Regions from separate parts of the Homo sapiens genome. Here all the other regions are linked to region 1. A link is a contact called in ENCODE Hi-C or POLR2A ChIA-PET data. All regions are on one chromosome and are shown on one strand. The core of a region is the stretch at or near the end of the contact, and the rest is flanking DNA. Distances in the headings are between cores, read along the strand shown. Region 1 holds the start of DDX6 (DEAD-box helicase 6). Region 2 holds the start of TTC36-AS1 (TTC36 and KMT2A antisense RNA 1). Region 3 holds the start of CD3E (CD3 epsilon subunit of T-cell receptor complex).

Region 1 (4,996 bases), core at 1,786-4,285:
GTGAAACTCCGTTCCACTAAAATACAAAAATTAACTGGGCGTGGTGGCCCTGTAATCTCAGCTACTTAGGAGGCTGAGGCAGCAGAATCACTTGAACCCAGGAGGTGGAGGCTGCAGTGAGTCCAGATCATGCCATTGTACTCCAGCCTGGGCAACAAGAGCAATACTCTGACTTAAAAACAAACAAAGCAAACAAACAAACAAAACCCACAAAACTAGTCAACCTCAGTTTAAAATTATCCCGTAAATGGAAATCTTACTTACTTTTATTTTTTATTGTATTTTTTGAGACAGAATCTTGCACTGTCACCCAGGCTGGAGTGCAATGGCGCGCTCTCAGCTCACTGCAAGCTCCGCCTCCTGGGTTCACGCCATTCTCCTGCCTCAGCCTCCTGAGTAGCTGGGATTACGGGCATGCGCCACCATGCCCAGCTAATTTTTGTATTTTTAGTAAAGACGGGGTTTCGACATGTTGGCCAGGCTGGTCTTGAACAACTGAGCTCAGGTGATCCGCCCGCCTCGGCCTCCCAAAGTGCTGGGATTACAGACGTAAGCCACCACGCCCGGCCTATTATTTTTGAGACAGAGTCTCACTCTGTTGCCCAGAGTGGAGTGCAGTAGCCCGATCTCAGCTCACTGCAACCTCCACCACGCAGGTTCAAGCGATCCTCATGCCTTAGCCTCCCAAGTAGCTTGGTGGGATTACAGGTCTGGCTAATTTCTGTATTTTTCAGTAGACACGGGGTGTTATCAAGTTGGCCAGGCTGGTCTTGGACTCCTAACCTCAAATGATCTGCCCGCCTTAGCCTCCTAAAGTGCTAGGATTACAGGCGAGAGCCACCGTGCCCGGCTGAAATCTTACTTTTAATTGGAGTTAATAAAAACATACAAAGACACGAAAACAAAGCCCTACTCTGTTGGCTTTTGATTTAACCCCGTTACACTTTTTTTTTTTTTTTTTTTTTGAGGCGGAGTCTCGCTCTGCCGCCCAGGTTGGAGTGCAGTGGCACAATCTTGGCTCACTGCAACCGCCGCCTCCTGGGTTCAAGCGATTCCCCTGTCTCAGCCTCCCGAGTAGCTGGGATTACAGGCGCCTGCCACCACGCGCAGCTAAATTTTTTCTATTTTTAGTAGAGACGGGGTTTTGCCATGTTGGCCAGGCTAGTATCGAACTCCTGACCTCAGCTGATCCGCCTGTCTTGGCCTCCCAAAGTGCTGGGATTACAGGTGTGAGCCACCGCTCCCAGCAACCCCGTTACATTTCTTATATAAAATACACTAGCTTACGAGTGCTGATTCTTTCTGCCATACACCAAGGCATGTGAAACTCAAAATTTTAAAGTCAACAGATCTCAACATTTATGAAGAAAATGCTCCTTGATTATGCCTTCCTTAAAAAAAAAATGAACAAGTTGCTCACAAGCAAATCCTGATTATCACATACACAAAGCTGTTTACTTCAGACTCTGACCTCTTAAGCAGATATGGTTAACAGCTACTTTCCTGTATTGACGGTTTTATATTATGATCAGCGATATCACGCAGTTCACAGAGACTTAGCTGTTTGCAGAGCACTAAGAGGATGAAAAGGGCAACCTCTAAAGACCGAACGATATCATCATTACTGTCCATCATGCACAGTAAGACCTCCTATATCCTTAAATCCAAAATGAGACTATGTGATAACTGCTCCCTTCTTAAACTGAAACCTGCACTGCAGCTTTTTCTCAGAGAAGGAAATATTCCTCCTACCCCTTCCCAATTTAGATTTGCAAGTTTTCTACATTTTCAAAAACAAAAAACAAAAAAACAAAAAACAAACAACAAGAAACGTAGACTAGTTGGGAGGAGCCCCTAGCGGAGTTAATTACAGCACTTCACAGATCGTAGTTAGCAATTGACAGTTTCACACCCAAAACAGTATCGTCATCGCCAACAAGAGCTTTTGTTTGCAAATGCAGCGCAGTTTTTCTAGCTTTGCCTGCAAGTTGGAGTGACTGGGTTTTATTCTGAAGGGAAATGGGGGCTGAGGAAGAGAAAGGAGAGAGATACGGGAAAGAGTCATTGACTAATGACTGGAACCCCGTAACTGAAAGGAAATTTCTTGTCCCCCCGCACCCCGCCCCACGCCCCAAACACACACACTTCTGACCATAAACACAAAAGGTTGGGGCTCTGCAATCTTATCTGCGCAATATGAGCCAGCAACCGCTCCATTAGTAGCAAACAATAGGGACTCCCCCAAGGAGGCCCCAAATGGACCCCCTAAACCAGAAATCCCCCTCCTTTCCTCCAAGAGTCGGGGGCTCCATAAATACCCTCTTGTTATTGACCCGCAAGGCCTACTGCAATCAAGCAGCGGCCGGTTTGCTTCTAAACCGAGCCCTCCAATACAGCATGTCCCTGCCGCCCCCTATAGGGCCGCCTCGTACCCTATAACCTCCACCATCATCCCCCTAAGTCCTTGCCGCCCCCTTCGGCCTCATATTCCCTCATCTTCGATAAAGCTACTCCGAGTACTTAGCCTGTTCCTCCTGCCGACCCTGCTGCGCACCACATTCCTATATTCGCCTCCTCTCAGGCGCTCCCACCCCACACAGCTGCCGACCGCCTTCCTCCCCAGGCCCGGCCAGGCCTTAGGCCTCCGCCCGAGAGTCCCCCAGAGCCGGCCCGGGGGGCTCCCCACAGCCCCCAAAGCACCGCTGACCTCGACCCCACCACCTCACCCCAAGCCTCGCGACTCGGGCCCGTGTCCTACCAACGAGGCCACTCCCGCTCGGCACCCTCGGTCCTTTATTGTTGACTCGAAGCTCCCAAAATGGCGGACGCTCCTTCCTCCTCGGAAACCTCCGCCCGCCCCCACCCAGCCCTCTCGCTACGGCCTCCTCTCGCCCCCGCCCCCGCCCCGCTCCGAGGGGCGCGCAGGCCAGCCGCCCGAGCCGCCGGCTCCCCCGGCTGTCCAGCCCTACCTCCTCCGCTGCCCGCTCTCGTGGCGCCGCCGAAGTCGCCGCCTGGCTGAGCTAACTCGGCTCCTCTGCCCCCTCCCTCGCTCGCCCGTTCGCCCGCCCGCCGCCTCCTCCCTCTTTCCCTGCCTCTCCGCATGGCGGCGACCGCGGCTCCTCCTCCACTCAAGATGGCGAAACCTCGGCCGCCGCGGCTATATTCGCCGCGGCGTCACTGCCTTCCTGGCCTGGTGGTGAGAGGAAGTCGGGCCGCGAAAGCTTCCTGAGGAGAAAATGGAGGGCCCTTCTCTCACACCGACGAGAAAAGTTCGAGGGGGAAATACGAGTTCCTTTCTGAAGGGACAGGACGGCTGCTTTTCCACAGCCGCGACGTGATTGAGAAATGGTGGCTGGCAAGGGTAGGCCTGCCTTCGCCCCTCCAAAGTAAAAATCGGGAGTTGAGACCAGAGGAACATCTCTTTATTACATGACTAAGGATATGTTTTGAAAACTGGCCCCCGGGCAGCTGCTCGGGGACAGGAAGCTGACCTGACTTCTCCAGCTGGCCGGGGAGGCTGATGCCGGGCCTAAGGGGCCGCGTCCGAGCCTCTCGGGGCGCGCCTCCATGCAGGAAGGCGCGGAACTAGCGACCCGGAGACGCCGGGCGCGCGTCTGAGTGTGGGGGCAGGAAGGGGGGCCGACCGGGCCCGGAGGCCGCACCAGGCAGGAGGGAGGACTCCAGAGAGTGCGCGGGGGGCGCTGCGCGGTGGGACGGGGCGAGCCTGTAGGGCGCGCCTGGCGGCGGGTAGGCTCCGGGCTTGAGGGTGCGCCTGGGGGCGCTGGTTGTGGGGGAAGGCACCGGGCTTGAGGGTGCACCTGGGCGGGGGAAGTCTTCGGGCATGAGGGCGCGCCTGCGGGTGGTATGGGGGGGTACACCGAGCTTGAGGGTGCGCCCGGGGGGCTCTCATGTGAAGGGTACCAGGCTTGAGGGCGCCCCTGCGGGGGGCGCAGAGGCACCGAGCTTGAGGGTGCGCCTCGGGGGTCTGCGGGGGGAAGGCACCGGACTTGAGCGTGCGCCGGGAGAGGACGGCGGGGGACCGGACTGTGAGGGCGTATCTTGGGGGACCTGTCTAGGAGGAACCGGGAGGTGAAGGCACAACTGGGGGTGAGGCGGGGGCAGGGGCCGGGCTGTGAGAGTGCGACTGAGGGGGGATTACTCCGGAGAGCACGGAGCTGGGGGCGTTGCGCAGGTGGAGTGGGGAGGCCTGGTGGAGAGGGTAGCAAACCGAGAGAGCGCACCGGGGTGGTGGGGGGAGAAGCTGGACTGTAAGGTGAAGAGTTAGTAGGGCGCAACCGTCTTCTCCTGCCCTCGAAGGGCAAGACTGAAGAAAGTAGGGGCGGAGGAGGCCGGGCCCTCCACTAAAGGGAGGGAAGCTAGTGAAGCGTCAGTTATAATAGAAATAGGAATTCAGTAAGGAAATGGAGAAGCTTAAGGCAAAGGGTGACTCTCCGGCCTGACCCTCACTATGAAGATATTTATGTATGTTCCCATAATACTTTTCAGATCCCAATGTCTGTGTTTATCCTTGACAGAAATAATAGAACTGCTGTCTTCTTCCAAGTTAAACAAAACTTTGGAGCTAAAAGCTAGCTAGGTCAAGAGAAACAAAATCTAATCCTCACCCAATTGAGAGACTGAATATACAAAGAATGGCCAAACCTAACCATGACCTCCTACCCATAACCTCTTCAGTAATCGGCCAGAAGGGTCAGGACTTAATCTTTAACCGGCAGCTTCCCTATTTCTTGCCCCTGCTTCCAGCTCTGGGCCAATCAGAGAAAGCCAAATGTGCTCCTCACACCAATCGCGTAAGAAGCCCTGCTTCTAGTATAGCCCTCCTCCAACTTCCCGATGCCAACATCCTCCAATCAGAGCCAACCTGAAGTTTCTCCCTTTTTTCAGTATATGTAAAGCTTTTCCACTCCCCTGCCTGCCTATGAGTCTGTTAAATCAAGTGATGGGTCGCGGCTGACTCTTGCCAGCTCTGAGTAAA
Region 2 (4,091 bases), core at 342-2,841, 260 kb before region 1:
TATAGATGAAGAAACTGAAGCATGAAGAGGCTAAGTAACTTGCCCACTATCATACAGTCAGGCAGCAGCAGAGCTGGGATGTCAACCAGGTGGTAGGGCTCGAGTGTGTGCTCTTAATCCCCACATGATACTGCTCCTCGAAAAGCTCCCAGTCCAGGAGGCAGGGCAGACACATAATTCTGAGACCAGCAAAACAAGTTCGAGAGGGGTCAGCGTGGGACCTGTTCCTGAAGGGCGAGTTTTGAAGGATGAGTGGGAGTTAGTTGGTGGGTGGAGAAGGTACAGTCTGTAGAGGTCCAAAACTCCTGCTGCATTCAGGTTATTCTAATTAAGTGAAGACAATGGGACCATGCTGGGGACCAAAGATGAGGCTAATGTGAAGGTATAAACCACGGAAACCTAGTACTACTTGACTGTTAGGAGCAGTGGTGACACAGGTGCTCCCAGAACCAGCAATGCCAGGCTAGGGAGTTTTGAGTCCACTCCAGGAACAATGGGAACCTCCCAGGAGCCCCTTATCCAGGCTTATCTGCCCCAGATCACTGGAGACAGCCTGCAGACCAAAACCCCAGAGAGATGCAGTGGTGATTCCAACTGGAGATTCCTCCAGACCAGCTCCTCCGAGGGAAACCAAGGAGTACTGCATTCTGAGCGCTTCTCCGGAGGCTCAGGCTCTTTGGGGGACTAGAGAACATGAGTGAATTGAAGCAGAGCCCGAAAGAAGCCAGCCTGGTGGACTTTAAGAAGGTGGCTGGCTGCCTGAAGTTCTGAGTTCAGAGTTCTGAGGCCCAACCCAAGTATTTTATGAGAATAATAACAATAAAAATGGTGCAGGCCAGCTCTGGCTCCAGGACCAAGGAAATTAGATACATGGAGATAACCAAAGAATGATGAAAGGCAATCAGTCCAGGATACAGGGGAGAGAGAAGGTGTTCTAAAGAAAGCAATGGAAAAGAGAAAACGGCCCTCAAAAGGAAAACAATGAGAAACTGTCTTGATTGTACTTGTAAGAAATGATTGTGCGGTTAATATTATTTTTTGAACCCTGACATTCAGAGTCAGTCACCTGGCACATAGTGGATGCTTAATAACAGGTGTGGAATAAATTGGCTGCTACTTGCCCGGGCAGTGGGCCAGACTCATAAACATAGTGGCCATTCAGAATCCTGCAACGTTCATGTTTTCGTGTATTAGCGGTGGAAAATAATAGGAACAAGGCGAGACCTGGACTTCAGTCCCAGCTCTGCCACTAAGTGGCTTGGCTGTAGAGCTTAACTCTTCCACAGTCTTCATCTGTGTAATGGGAATAACGATCCGTACCTCTAGCAGGTGCGAGGCGGGTTGTAAATGGCCACGCCCGGGAGCCGCAAGAACCACGGTGATCCGCGCGGCCGCAGGTGGGCTGGGGCTCGGGCAAGGCCGCCCTGGCCTCCGCTGACCCCCGCCCCGCCCGTCTCGTCGGTCCCGCAGGCGCCCTGGAGGATCTGGAACGCGCGGTGGAGCTGAGCGGCGGCCGGGGCCGCGCCGCCCGCCAGAGCTTTGTGCAGCGCGGACTCCTGGCGCGGCTGCAGGGCCGAGACGACGACGCCCGCAGGGACTTCGAGAGGGCGGCACGGCTGGGCAGCCCCTTCGCGCGGCGCCAGCTGGTGCTGCTCAACCCCTACGCCGCGCTGTGCAACCGCATGCTGGCCGACATGATGGGGCAGCTGCGCCGCCCCCGTGACAGCCGCTGAGCGCCGCGGACCCGGGCGTCCGCGGGCGAGGGGACGGGACTGGGCCCTGAACCAATAAAGCCGTCGGGCCTCACCGACTCCGCCTGCTCCTGCGTCCTGCCCGCGCCCGGAGAGAAGGGCACTCGGGGGTACTCGGCGCGGGCTGGGGACCAGCCGGGGGGTGGTGAGCCGCGGCCGCCCACCTGCCGGGTAAGGGCCCCTCGGGCCCGTGGTCGGGCATCGATTGGCCCCGCCTGGCGCAGCCCCCGCCCCTGCAGCGGACTGCGGTGCTCATCAGACCTGAGCAGTTGCTCCGGCGGCGCTCGGGGAGGGAGCCAGGTGAGCCGCCCCGGTGGCGGGGGGCGGGGGCGGGATGCTCGGCGACCCCACCCTCCGACCCTCTCCTCTTCCGCCGACATCCACCGGAGCCACCAACATCAGGAAAGGGGGCGTAGGGCGAGGGATGGGAGAGAGAACAGGGCAGGAGAGAGGATGGGAACAGGGCAGGAGAGAGAATAGGATTAGGAGAAAGGCGATCCCTTTGGGGGAGGGGCGCGTGGAGTATGTGTGTGAGTGTGCGTGTGTGCAAGGTGTGGTTGCACGGATGCTCGTTGCTTCTGCGTATCTGCGGGTGTGTGCCTCTTTGTATTGTAGCCTGGAGTCAGTGCTCGCTTCTGCGCCTGCAGGATGTCCATGTGTCTGCTGGGTGGGTCTGTGCCTTTGGGCTTTGCCGTTCGTGTCCGTGCCTTCGCCACTGGGGGCTGGTCTACATTTGCGTTTCCGTACATGGTTCTTTTTGTTTCTGGAGAGTAAATTCCTGGAGCAATTGCTAGGCCTGCCTGCTGTCACCTGGCTGACAGGCCCGCCCCCTTCTCTCAGCAGCCTAGGGCCTAGGCCCGGGCCACCATGGCGCTGCCTCCAGGCCCAGCCGCCCTCCGGCACACACTGCTGCTCCTGCCAGCCCTTCTGAGCTCAGGTACACCCCTGTTCAGTCGTTGACCAAGTCCTTCTGGGTTCCAAAGCCCCCTCTCTCCCCTGTCTGCACTTCTGTTTGGGTACCCACTCCAGGCCCCAAGCCCTGGAGTCCCTGTCCCCTTCACCCACCTACCCTAGGTCCAACCAGCCAGTCCCTGGTGAGAGGACTCAGGTGCCCTTTCCTTTGGCCTGCTGCTCTTCTCACTGGGCCAATTCCTGGTCACAGCACAGTACCAACCGTGCCTGAGCCCTTCCCAGAGGCCTCCTGCTGTGTTCCAGGTTGGGGGGAGTTGGAGCCACAAATAGATGGTCAGACCTGGGCTGAGCGGGCACTTCGGGAGAATGAACGCCACGCCTTCACCTGCCGGGTGGCAGGGGGGCCTGGCACCCCCAGATTGGCCTGGTATCTGGATGGACAGCTGCAGGAGGCCAGCACCTCAAGACTGCTGAGCGTGGGAGGGGAGGCCTTCTCTGGAGGCACCAGCACCTTCACTGTCACTGCCCATCGGGCCCAGCATGAGCTCAACTGCTCTCTGCAGGACCCCAGAAGTGGCCGATCAGCCAACGCCTCTGTCATCCTTAATGTGCAATGTGAGTGGCCCTGAGGTGGGCAGGGAGATAGGTTCTTTGCCCAGGGACCCCCAGCACCCACCAGGCAGGTGGTCCGCAGGACATTTAGCAGACACTTAAGCACTTTGCAAATATGAACTCATTTGATCCTCTGAGTAACCCCATGAGGTCATTACTATTGTCGTCACCATTTTACAAATAAGAAAACTGAGGCAGAAAGAGGTAAGCAATCTGCCCAGGGTGATGATCCCGCTGGTAAGAAGCAGAGCCAGGATTCACATCTGGGCATTTGGCTCTAGTATTTACACTCATAATCACTCCGAAATGCTGCCTCTCTGGCAGACCCAGCCATCCTGTTCCTCAGCATCCCCTCTGAGGAGAGGCCCAGGCCCCTGGCTCCCATCTGGGTTTGGGAAGAAAGGGCTAGAAGTATGAGGGGCTGTGGTGAGAGCATATTGGCCTCTGCTTTGTACCAGTCAAGCCAGAGATTGCCCAAGTCGGCGCCAAGTACCAGGAAGCTCAGGGCCCAGGCCTCCTGGTTGTCCTGTTTGCCCTGGTGCGTGCCAACCCGCCGGCCAATGTCACCTGGATCGACCAGGATGGGCCAGTGACTGTCAACACCTCTGACTTCCTGGTGCTGGATGCGCAGAACTACCCCTGGCTCACCAACCACACGGTGCAGCTGCAGCTCCGCAGCCTGGCACACAACCTCTCGGTGGTGGCCACCAATGACGTGGGTGTCACCAGTGCGTCGCTTCCAGCCCCAGGTGAGCATGGCCAGCAAGCGGCCCTGCAAAGCTTCAGGTGGGCTCAGGGGTCCCGTCCCCATACAGA
Region 3 (4,444 bases), core at 967-3,466, 490 kb before region 1:
AAGGTAGAACAGGGGCTATTGTTATACAGCCCTTCTATATGCATTGTTTTTAACATGCACGTATTACTTCCATCATTAAAACTTTTTTCATTTTGGCCAGGCATGGTGGCTCATGTCTGTAATCCCAGCACTTCAGGAGGCCAAGGTGGGCAGATCGCTTGAGCTCAGGAGTTCGAGACCAGCCTGGGCAACATGGTGAAACTCTATCTCTACCAAAAATACAAAAATTAGTTGGGCGTGGTGGCAGGCACATGCAATTCCAGCTACCTGGGAGGATGAGACAGGAGGATCCCTTGAGCCCAGGAGGGGGAGGTTGCAGTGAGCCAAGATCGCACGATTGCATTCCAGCCTGAGCAACAAAGTGAGACTTCATCTAAAAAAAACCCCAACTTTTTCCATTTGAATATTATAAGAATTTGATACTGTCACTCACCTTTTTAAAACTATTTGAATACTTCCTACAGCCCTAAGAAAATCCTTAAGAATCCCTAACATAGCTTGCAAATCCCTTCCCATCTGGCCCCTGCTGAGTTTCCTATCTCTTTTATTTTTTTCATTTTTATTTTTTGACAGGGTCTTGCTCTATTGCCCAGGCTGGAGCATAGTAGCACAATCATAGCTGACTGCAGCCTCAACCTCCTGAGCTCAAGTGATCCTCCCACCTCAGCCTCCCGAGTAGCTGGGACTACAGGTGAGCACCATCACATCCGGCTAATTTTTTGTATTTTTTTGTAGAGATAGGGTTTCACCATGTTGCTCAGGCTGGTCTTGAGCTCCTGGCCTCAAGCAATCTGCCTGCTTTGGCCTCCCAAAGTACCATATCTGGCGAATTTCTTATATTATTTCTTACACTCCTCGTTCTCCCTGTTACCTGCCGTGCTGGATTTTCCATTTCTCTTCCTCATCTCTGGACTTCAAACATGCTGCTGCCTCTATCTGGAATGCTTTCCACTCCACCTGGTTCATTGCTGTTCCTCCATCAAATTTCAGCTTAGATGTCACCTGCTCAGGGGGACCTTCTCTTCCCCATCCCACCCCAGACTATCTTAGATCCCTTCTATCACTCCCACAGCACCTGAACGTCTTTTTTCTTAGCATCAATCTCCTGAAGTTATCTGGGGGGTTTTTTAGAGATGGGATCTCACTATGTTGCCTAGGCTGGAGCGCAGTGGCTATTCACAGGCACAATCACACTCACTGCAGTCTCGAACCCCTGGGCTCAGTCAGTCCTCCTGCCTCAGCCTCCTGAGTAGCTGGGAATACAGGTGTACACCATCATGCGGGGCATGGTTATTGGTTATGAGGTTATCTGTTTAATCTCCACATTTCCTTTTTTATCCAAGAGGACTATTTATCTTGTTTCTCCTGTATTACTAGCACCCAGCATATAACTACAGTACAGTAGACAGAAAATATGTATTAAATAAGTGAATTTCATCAAAATGTTTTCTAGAGTCCCAGCTCTGTAATCTGCAACTTAGATAACCTGCCTGAGCCTTAGTTTGCTCAAGTATAAAATGGAAATAAAAATAAAAATAATACTTACCTTAGAGGGTCGTTTTGAGGATTAAATAAGATATATCAGAAAAGCTCTTAGAACGGTGCTTGGATATAGTAAGCATTTGATTAATGCATGCTTAAACATAAAGAAAGGTTACATCAATTCACACTCATACCAGCAGACTTTGACACTATCACTCTTTACCCTGTTCAACATTGAGTCTTGTGTTTTTAAATATTTTTGTAAAGAATATAGGTAAAAAGTGGCATTTTTTCTTTGGATTTAATTCTTATGGATTTAAGTCAACATGTATTTTCAAGCCAACAAGTTTTGTTAATAAGATGGCTGCACCCTGCTGCTCCATGCCAGATCCACCACACAGAAAGCAAATGTTCAGTGCATCTCCCTCTTCCTGTCAGAGCTTATAGAGGAAGGAAGACCCCGCAATGTGGAGGCATATTGTATTACAATTACTTTTAATGGCAAAAACTGCAGTTACTTTTGTGCCAACCTACTACATGGTCTGGACAGCTAAATGTCATGTATTTTTCATGGCCCCTCCAGGTATTGTCAGAGTCCTCTTGTTTGGCCTTCTAGGAAGGCTGTGGGACCCAGCTTTCTTCAACCAGTCCAGGTGGAGGCCTCTGCCTTGAACGTTTCCAAGTGAGGTAAAACCCGCAGGCCCAGAGGCCTCTCTACTTCCTGTGTGGGGTTCAGAAACCCTCCTCCCCTCCCAGCCTCAGGTGCCTGCTTCAGAAAATGGTGAGTCTCTCTCTTATAAAGCCCTCCTTTTTCATCCTAGCATTGGGAACAATGGCCCCAGGGTCCTTATCTCTAGCAGATGTTTTGAAAAAGTCATCTGTTTTGCTTTTTTTCCAGAAGTAGTAAGTCTGCTGGCCTCCGCCATCTTAGTAAAGTAACAGTCCCATGAAACAAAGATGCAGTCGGGCACTCACTGGAGAGTTCTGGGCCTCTGCCTCTTATCAGGTGAGTAGGATGGAGTGGAAAGGGTGGTGTGTCTCCAGACCGCTGGAAGGCTTACAGCCTTACCTGGCACTGCCTAGTGGCACCAAGGAGCCTCATTTACCAGATGTAAGGAACTGTTTGTGCTATGTTAGGGTGAGGGATTAGAGCTGGGGACTAAAGAAAAAGATAGGCCACGGGTGCCTGGGAGAGCGTTCGGGGAGCAGGCAAAGAAGAGCAGTTGGGGTGATCATAGCTATTGTGAGCAGAGAGGTCTCGCTACCTCTAAGTACGAGCTCATTCCAACTTACCCAGCCCTCCAGAACTAACCCAAAAGAGACTGGAAGAGCGAAGCTCCACTCCTTGTTTTGAAGAGACCAGATACTTGCGTCCAAACTCTGCACAGGGCATATATAGCAATTCACTATCTTTGAGACCATAAAACGCCTCGTAATTTTTAGTCCTTTTCAAGTGACCAACAACTTTCAGTTTATTTCATTTTTTTGAAGCAAGATGGATTATGAATTGATAAATAACCAAGAGCATTTCTGTATCTCATATGAGATAAATAATACCAAAAAAAGTTGCCATTTATTGTCAGATACTGTGTAAAGAAAAAATTATTTAGACGTGTTAACTGGTTTAATCCTACTTCTGCCTAGGAAGGAAGGTGTTATATCCTCTTTTTAAAATTCTTTTTAATTTTGACTATATAAACTGATAAGTCCTCTCTACTTCACAGATTAAGAAATTGATACTCAAAAAAGTTAAATAACTTGTTTTAAACCACATAGTAAGTGCCGAAGCCAATCTGTGAGACCAGGACTGTTTGTACTCTAAATGGCTGCACCACATGAGGCAAAATGGCTCGTGATGGTTTTATTTCAAAGACCTAGAAAACACTATCACAGCTGGTGCTCCCGTCTCAGACCCACAGCAACGATGTCTCCACTTCCTGCTTCATCTTGGGTTTCTCACGTCTTGAATGTGCACACAAATCACCTGGGGATCTTGTTAAAAATGCAGCTTCTGTTTCAAAAGACCCAGACTGGAAATGGAGATTCCGCATGTCTAGTACGCTCTCAAGTTTATTAATCTGCTGCTGGTCCTAGGAACATATTGAGTAGCGAGGGGCAGGATGTGACTCCTGTAAGGAGTGGCCAGGCATTTTCTTAGAGACCTGTGTTATAAAGTATGCTTTTCCTTAAAAAAAAGAAGAAGGAGGAGGAGGAGAAGGGCCAGGTGCAGTGGCTTACGCCTGTAAGCCCAGCATTTTGGGGGACCAAAGTGGGAAGATCACTTGAGCTCAGGAGTTCAAGACCAGCCTGGGCAAAGTAGTGAAACCCCATTTCTACAAAAAATTAAAAATTAGCCAGGCAAGGTGGCACACACCTATAGTTCCAGCTACTTGGGAGGCTGAGGTGGAAGGATCACTTGAGCCCAGGAGGTCGAGGCTGCAGTAAGCCATGATCAAGCCACTGCACTCCAGCCTGGAGTGTCTCAAAATAGATAAATAAATAAATAAATAAATAAATAAATAAATAAATAAAAGAGACAGTATCAAAGACCCAATCACCTCTAGACATCTGGCATCATAGGAATGTGCCCAGTCTGCTCTGGGGATAGGAAAGTGGGGATCCTGTCTCCCCCTGTGTAGAGGTTTCAGTAAAAGAAAGGCCTAGGTGTGCAGAAAGCTTTCAGGCAATGCCAGGGAAACTGATCATTGTAATGAATCCAGGGTATTGCTGAGTGAGGGCATCCTGGAGGGCCCGGTGGAAATGTGGTCAGGCTCTTCAATGCACAGGCCCTAGTTGATGAGTAATCAGGGTTTCAAATATTTCCATCTCTGTCTCAAGCAGAAAACAAATGGAAAAACTGAACCACCAGAAAAGCAGAGCCAGAGATGGAACAAGAATCCCAGTGTTTGTACCCAACCAAGAGCGTGTTTTTCTTCCACAGACACCAATGTTCAAAATGGAG

What was found. Hi-C counts contacts between places; a loop is a spot of excess contacts on that map. ChIA-PET counts read pairs that join two places held with the same protein, here RNA polymerase II (POLR2A). Pooled maps may share reads with other maps.
Region 2: a loop to region 1 is called in a pooled map, with 5 times the contacts of the local background. The contact joins the promoter of TTC36-AS1 here to the promoter of DDX6 in region 1. A Hi-C loop is called at or near these places in 5 of 50 pooled maps. POLR2A ChIA-PET finds 5 or more read pairs at or near these places in 3 of 52 experiments (A673, HEK293 and activated CD4-positive, alpha-beta T cell).
Region 3: a loop to region 1 is called in a pooled map, with 4 times the contacts of the local background. The contact joins the promoter of CD3E here to the promoter of DDX6 in region 1. A Hi-C loop is called at or near these places in 4 of 50 pooled maps. POLR2A ChIA-PET finds 5 or more read pairs at or near these places in 2 of 52 experiments (IMR-90 and activated T-cell).

The regions. Positions count from the first base shown.
Region 1 is chr11:118,788,129-118,793,124 of GRCh38, forward strand. DDX6 (DEAD-box helicase 6) reads right to left here and starts at 3,036. Exons shown (of 14, transcript NM_004397.6): 1 at 2,970-3,036. RefSeq lists enhancers at 1,636-2,193, 1,652-1,831, 3,142-3,251, 3,868-4,423, 4,812-4,921 and silencers at 2,032-2,111, 2,742-3,071, 3,522-3,811.
Region 2 is chr11:118,529,184-118,533,274 of GRCh38, forward strand. TTC36-AS1 (TTC36 and KMT2A antisense RNA 1) reads right to left here and starts at 1,592. Exons shown (of 3, transcript NR_120574.1): 1 at 1,321-1,592. TTC36 (tetratricopeptide repeat domain 36) reads left to right here. Exons shown (of 3, transcript NM_001080441.4): 3 at 1,471-1,810. The coding sequence ends at 1,733. TMEM25 (transmembrane protein 25) reads left to right here and starts at 2,009. Exons shown (of 9, transcript NM_032780.4): 1 at 2,009-2,051; 2 at 2,592-2,688; 3 at 2,967-3,278; 4 at 3,734-4,024. The coding sequence starts at 2,619. RefSeq lists silencers at 471-765, 1,287-1,566, 1,687-2,126, 2,157-2,256.
Region 3 is chr11:118,302,514-118,306,957 of GRCh38, forward strand. CD3E (CD3 epsilon subunit of T-cell receptor complex) reads left to right here and starts at 2,217. Exons shown (of 9, transcript NM_000733.4): 1 at 2,217-2,263; 2 at 2,381-2,488. The coding sequence starts at 2,440.